2 separate regions of the Homo sapiens genome follow, and region 2 is linked to region 1. A link is a loop called in an ENCODE intact Hi-C map of the cell type or tissue named here. Cell type or tissue: psoas muscle. All regions are shown on one strand. Links, peaks and the distances in the headings refer to the core of each region. The heading gives the core; the rest is flanking DNA.

Region 1 (2,919 bases), core at 274-2,773:
ATGACTTGTGGGTTTAGTTTGTTTCATTTCTCAAAGGCTTATTCACGGCTGTTTTTCATGTCATTTCACCCTGTTCATCAGTGGGATCTTCCCAGGGGTTGCTAATACACAAGGCAGTTAATCACACGTACTCAAGATCCAGGCAGCTGAGGTCTCCCACAGATGGCTTTAAGCACACCTTTGAATGATGCTAACTTCAAGCATTTGTCCTGGCCTTCAAGAAGCACAAAGCCCTTTCCTTCCCACAGCCTACATTTGGCCTAGCACCCTGGCTGAATTTCTTGTGATTTCAGATATCAGTTATCTCCTTTCCCAAAACCCTTGTTCAAAGATTCTGTCTAAATATACTTAATTTTCCTCAGTGTGACAATGCTACAGTGGTGATGTAGGAGAATTGAAATTACCTCCGAATCTTTGAGGGAAGGCCAGGCACGGTGGCTCACGCCTGTAATCCCAGCACTTTGGGAAGGTAAGGTGGGTGAATCATGAGGTCAGGAGATCGAGACCATCCTGGCTAACACGGTGAAACCTCTCTACTAAAAATACAAAAAATTAGCCGGGCGTGGTGGCGGGCGCCTGTAGTCCCAGCTACTCGGGAGGCTGAGGCAGGAGAATGGCGTGAACCCAGGAGGCGGAGCTTGCAGTGAGCGGAGATTGCGCCACTGCACTCCAGCCTGCCGACAACGTGTGAGGGAGCATGCAGTGAGTTGTCTTGTTGGACCTTTGGACGCTGCCTTGAAGTATTAGTTGAGTCAGGAGCTGCGACCCTTATTTTTCAGGCCGTGAGCCTGCCTCCTGAATGTTCTCTGCATTTCCAGAACCTATTCTGAGAAGCTAGCTAGGTCTAGGGACTGCCAGACAGGGAGGGGCTCAGAAGGAGGTTAAAAAATATCGTAGCATTGGAGGACTAACAACCTGTTGCAGACACTCTGACACAACATACACACAATCAGATGTGGTGTCTTGAATTAGATTCAGGACCCTGTTACCCATTTCTAATTATAACTAACATTTGTTTTCACGTACACCATCCAACATAATCCTCACATCCAGCCAGGAAGAGACAGTCAAAGGGAGCAAACATTTGGGCAACCTACATGCTAAAGTGTGCTGTGGGCTTTCCTATGTGTTAATCTTGGTGAATCTTCCCCACAACTCTGCGAAGAAGGTTTTATTACTATCTCCATCTTACAGTGGATGATACAGGCTTAGAGTTGACACAAGAAATGGCAGAGCTGCAATTCCGCCCTGAGTCTTTTGATTCCAAGTCACAGGCTCTATCCACTCCCTGCTCTGGCTTTCCCACAGCAGGGCATGTCATGGGCGGGTGGCCAGCCTGCGCACTCTCCAAGAGCTTCCTCTCCATACAAGGGTGTGCATGAGTCAGAGACACGCTGGCAGGACTAAAAGAAGATGCTTATCATATTACCTTGAATTTGTCTTTCTTTATCCAACCATAACATCTGAAATACACTATGCGTGATAGGATATATATAAAATGTTTCTGTGTGTTTACTATACTTTTTCAAATTAACAATGGACTCCATTGTATTTTGTGGGATTTTTGTTGTTGTTGTTTTTAAGACAGGGTCTCAGGCCGGGCACGGTGGCTCATGCCTGTAATCCCAGCACTTTGGGAGGCTGAGGCGGGCAGATCATGAGGTCAGGAGTTCAAGACCAGCCTGGCCAACATGGTGAAACCCCATCTCTACTAAAAATACAAAAATTAGCTGGGCATGGTGGCACGTGCCTGTAATCCCAGCTACTTGGGAGGCTGAGGCAGGAGAATCGCTTGAACCCAGGAGGCAGAGGTTGCAGTGAGCCAAGACTGCGCCACTGCACTCCAGCCTGGCGACAGAGCGAGACCCCATCTCAAAAAAAAAAAAAAGACAGGTTCTCATTCTGTCACCTAGACTGGAGTGCAGTAGTATGATCTCTGCTCATAGGCTCAAGTGATCCCCCTACCTCAGCCTCCCCAGTAGCTGGGACTACAGGCATACACCATGCCTAGCTAACTTTTTTAAAAAAACAATTTTTGTAGAAATGGGGTATCACTTTGTTGCCAAGGCTGGTCTTGAACTTCTGGCTTCAACTGATCCTCCCGCCTCAGCCTACCTAAAATTGGGATTATAGGCATGAGCCACCATGACTGGCTAACTCCATTGTTTTAAATGTAGAGGTGCTTTACTTGAAAAGGTGACTAAAGGTTTAAAAAATGTATATTACTATTTTAAAATAAGCTTACCTGGCCAGGCACGGTGGCTCACACCTATAATCCCAGCACTTTGGGAGGCTGAAGGAGGATTGCTTGAGCCCAGAAGTTCAAGGCTGCAGTGAGCTATGATTGTGCCACTGCACTCCAGCCCAGGAGACAGACTGAGACCCTGTCTCTAAAAGCAATTCATAAATAAAATACAGCATACCAAAATTTTTAAGTTGTATTTACTATTTCTTCATATCAATAAACAAAATTAGAAGTAGCCCAAGTCTCTCTTACTCCCTGAGATGCCCTGCTCCAGCTGATTTGAACCATGTCAAGTCTAGGATTTACGTTGCTTTTTAAAATTGCAGGGAAATGATCTGCTTGGATTACGTTCAACTTGCAGTCCGTGTTTAGCCATGGCAAAAACAAACTCGAGGGCAGATAATACTCGTTTGGCTTGGCAGAGCTTGCAGAGGAAGTCCTGTGGCTTCCTTCCACGTCCCAGCTTGCTGCAGATCCTCCTTCCGGTGCCCAGTATGCAGTGGCTGCCAGCATGTCCCAGTGCCCTGCTGGCCCTAGGCTGGAGCTGTAACTGAGCAAGAGGCTGTGTCCTAAATAACTCTCACAGTCACCGAGGCTGATTACAATTCTTTCGCAACATAGTCTCTGATTTGCTTTCCAAAGGTCAGAAGCTTGAGCTAATGTGTTTCAGGGAC
Region 2 (2,919 bases), core at 295-2,794, 52 kb after region 1:
AGTGTCTTGGGACTTAATAGGGAGGGTAGTTCCAGGCTGGGAGATGTAGTCAGATTCTTTTATAGAGTTGGCATTTGAGTTGGCCCGTGAAGGTTGGAAAAAGTTGTGACAGGTGGAAAAGGAGCAGGGGAGACCAGGACAGTGCAGTGAAATTCCAGCCAGGAGCAGTCACAGGCAATGAGACAGACTCATGGAGCCATGATTCTCAGCTGTCTTACCTTACCTTAGTTTTCCTAAGGAATATCATGGAATTCTGTAAAGACCTTTAAACTAAATAATGTTCATATGAGATGAGTGCTAGGATGGGGACCTGCTGCCTAATATAAGTAGTGTGAGTCTAAAACATTGTGGAAAGTGGTTAGTTTAATAATGTTATTAAAGAGACAAGTCTATCACAAGGGACCAGTTACCAGTGAAACTGTAGACCACCTGATTCACTGCGATAGGGTTAGCCAAAGGGAGGAGAGGGCAGATTGCATACATAGTACCTAAGGCCACTCAAAGACCTCTTTTAAAATCACGTGTCATGTTGATGACATTTGGAGGCTATTAATGTTTTTCTTCCCTTTTAAGACTTAGTGTTTTCTTTATTAGCATTAATTTACTCTAGTAAACAAAATTATGTGTGACTAAAAATGGCAAAACAGGCTGGGCGCAGTGGCTCACGCCTGTAATCCTAACACTTTGGGAGGCCAAGGCGGGTGGATCACTAGGTCAGGAGATCGAGACCATCCTGGCCAACATGGTGAAACCCCGTCTCTACTAAAATACAAAAAATTACCTGGGCGTGGTGGTGCACGCCTGTAGTCCCAGCTATGTGGGAGGCTGAGGCAGGGGAATCGCTTGAACCCAGGAGGTGAAGGTTGCAGTGAGCCAAGATGGCGCCACCGCACTCCAGCCTGGTGACAGAGCGAGACTGTCTCAAAAAAAAAAAAAAAAAAGCAAAACATCTAAAACTTCTGTTATATTCTAGTGTGTAAAGTTCTGCCTTTGCCACTGAGATGCATATCTGTTTTACAGAATAGTTTTTTTTCTTTCTTTCTTTCTTTGAAGACGGAGTCTTGCTCTGTCACCCAGGTTGGAGTGTGGTGGCCCAGTCTCAGCTCACTGCAACCTCCACCTCCCGGGTTCAAGCGATTCTCCTGCCTCAGCCTCTCGAGTAGCTAGGACTACAGGCGCGTTACCACCACGCCTGGGTAATTTTTTTATTTTAGTAGATTTGGGGTTTCACCATGTTGGCCAGGATGGTCTTGATTTCCTGACCTCATGATCCGCCTGCCTCCCAAAGTGCTGAGATTACAGGCGTGAGCCACCACGCCTGCCCTAATTTTGTGTTTTTAGTAGAGATGGAGTTTCACTGTGTTGGTCAGGCTGATGTCCAACTCCTGACCTCAGGTGATCCTCCTGCCTTGGCGTCCCAAAGTGCTGGGATTACAGGTGTGAGCCACTGTGCCCATCCTTGTTTTGTATTTTCTAAAAGAGATGTATCTTGTTTAAATATTAAATTATAAGATATTCAGGCCTTGCAAATTGTCTGGATTACACTGTAAAAGTAATCATTTATGTGCAAATAATTCCTTGAGATCAATAGTTAAATGAGCTCAAGCTGATCTGACTAAATTGGAGAAGATACAAAATGAAGATGGGGAGGAAGTGGTGCCATAAGCAGCCTTTTTTCTTTGACCATTTTATATGCCTTTTTTTTTTTTTTTTTGAGATGGAGTTTCACTCTTGTAACCCACGTTGGAGTGCAATTGCTTGGCTTGCAACAACCTCCACCTCCCGGGTTCAAGAGATTATCCTGCCTCCGCCTCCTGAGTAGCTGGGATTATAGGCATGAGCCACCAAGCCTGGCTAATTTTGCATTTTTAGTAGAGACGGGGTTTCTCCTTCTTGGTGAGGCTGGTCTCGAACTCCCAACCTCAGGTGAACCATCCTCGTCGGCCTCCCAAAGTGCTGGGATTACAGGTGTGAGCCACCGTGCCCTGCCCGCCATTCGTTTTTTTTTTTTTTTTTTTTTTTTTAATTCTGACTCTTCTGTGGTGGAAACCAGCAAATACTTCACATAATTTAGGATGCTAATACTAGTACAGTTAAAAGAATGATTACAAAGCAGATACTATTTCAAATTCTGTAAAAATCTGTTTTTAATATCCTTCACTGGCTGTTTGTTCTGACTAGAAATGTTTTGTATATCTGAAAGCACCAGTAACTCATAGCCATATAATTTTTTTGGTAATATGTTCATAGGCAAGTGGCAAGAGTTAGTAGAAAGATTTCTCTAAGAATTTATCCTAAATCAGATTACACAGAGTTGGGGTAAGTGAGTATTGTGTTATTTTCTTTTGTATATTTGACAATGGGAACTTTTTGAAACTCAACTTCAGTGTAATTTTAAGTCACTAAATTTGTCCACAAGTTAATGATTAAACAGTTACTGAAAGTGGAGAACCTTGCCATTTTTCGGACTGCGTTTTGGGTCTTTGGCACTGTGGTTAGGTTAGCTAATTCGATTATCCACTCAAGTTTTACTCAGTTGGAAATATGTTTTTCTAGATGATGGTGCCTGTGCTTAGGTTTGAGAGGATATTTAAAATACGACTTTGTGTGCCATTGTTTGACAGTGGAATTAAGGGTAAAAATATTTAGATATGGAAGTGTGAAAATGTAGTTGCATTGTTTTCATTATGTTCTATTCCATTTCATTCTATTTTAAGAATAGCCTCAATTTATTTTTAGATTGTTACATAAGTACAAAATCCATTTGCTTTAGTGGGAGTTTTATTTTTATTTTAAAATGATAACCAATTAAAGGAGTTTATTATGAAATTCTAAGTAGCATTGTTTAAAATGTAAAATTACATTACAGAAACATTTGGAAAGGGGAGAATAAAAGAAAACAAAACACAAATGTTGCCA

The links. Hi-C counts contacts between places; a loop is a spot of excess contacts. Peaks named below come from ENCODE experiments on the same cell type or tissue, not always from the same donor. Only the 100,000 strongest peaks of a DNase experiment are listed, where the experiment ranks them.
Region 2: a loop joins it to region 1, with 6 times the contacts of the local background. A loop is called at or near these places in 41 of 110 quality-filtered maps.

What each region holds. Positions count from the first base shown.
Region 1 is chr3:129,225,010-129,227,928 of GRCh38, reverse strand. No RefSeq gene overlaps it. Among named protein-coding and RNA genes, the nearest start is that of COPG1, 23 kb to the left of the region's middle. In psoas muscle, for the core only: no CTCF peak of the experiment used is centred there; DNase peaks (open chromatin) are centred at 1,338 and 2,738; H3K4me3 peaks cover 1,394 bases; H3K27ac peaks cover 2,500 bases.
Region 2 is chr3:129,173,455-129,176,373 of GRCh38, reverse strand. The region is part of intron 1 of CNBP (CCHC-type zinc finger nucleic acid binding protein); the gene reads left to right. Among named protein-coding and RNA genes, the nearest start is that of CNBP, 9.0 kb to the left of the region's middle. In psoas muscle, for the core only: no CTCF peak of the experiment used is centred there; no DNase peak of the experiment used is centred there; H3K4me3 peaks cover 2,461 bases; H3K27ac peaks cover 2,500 bases.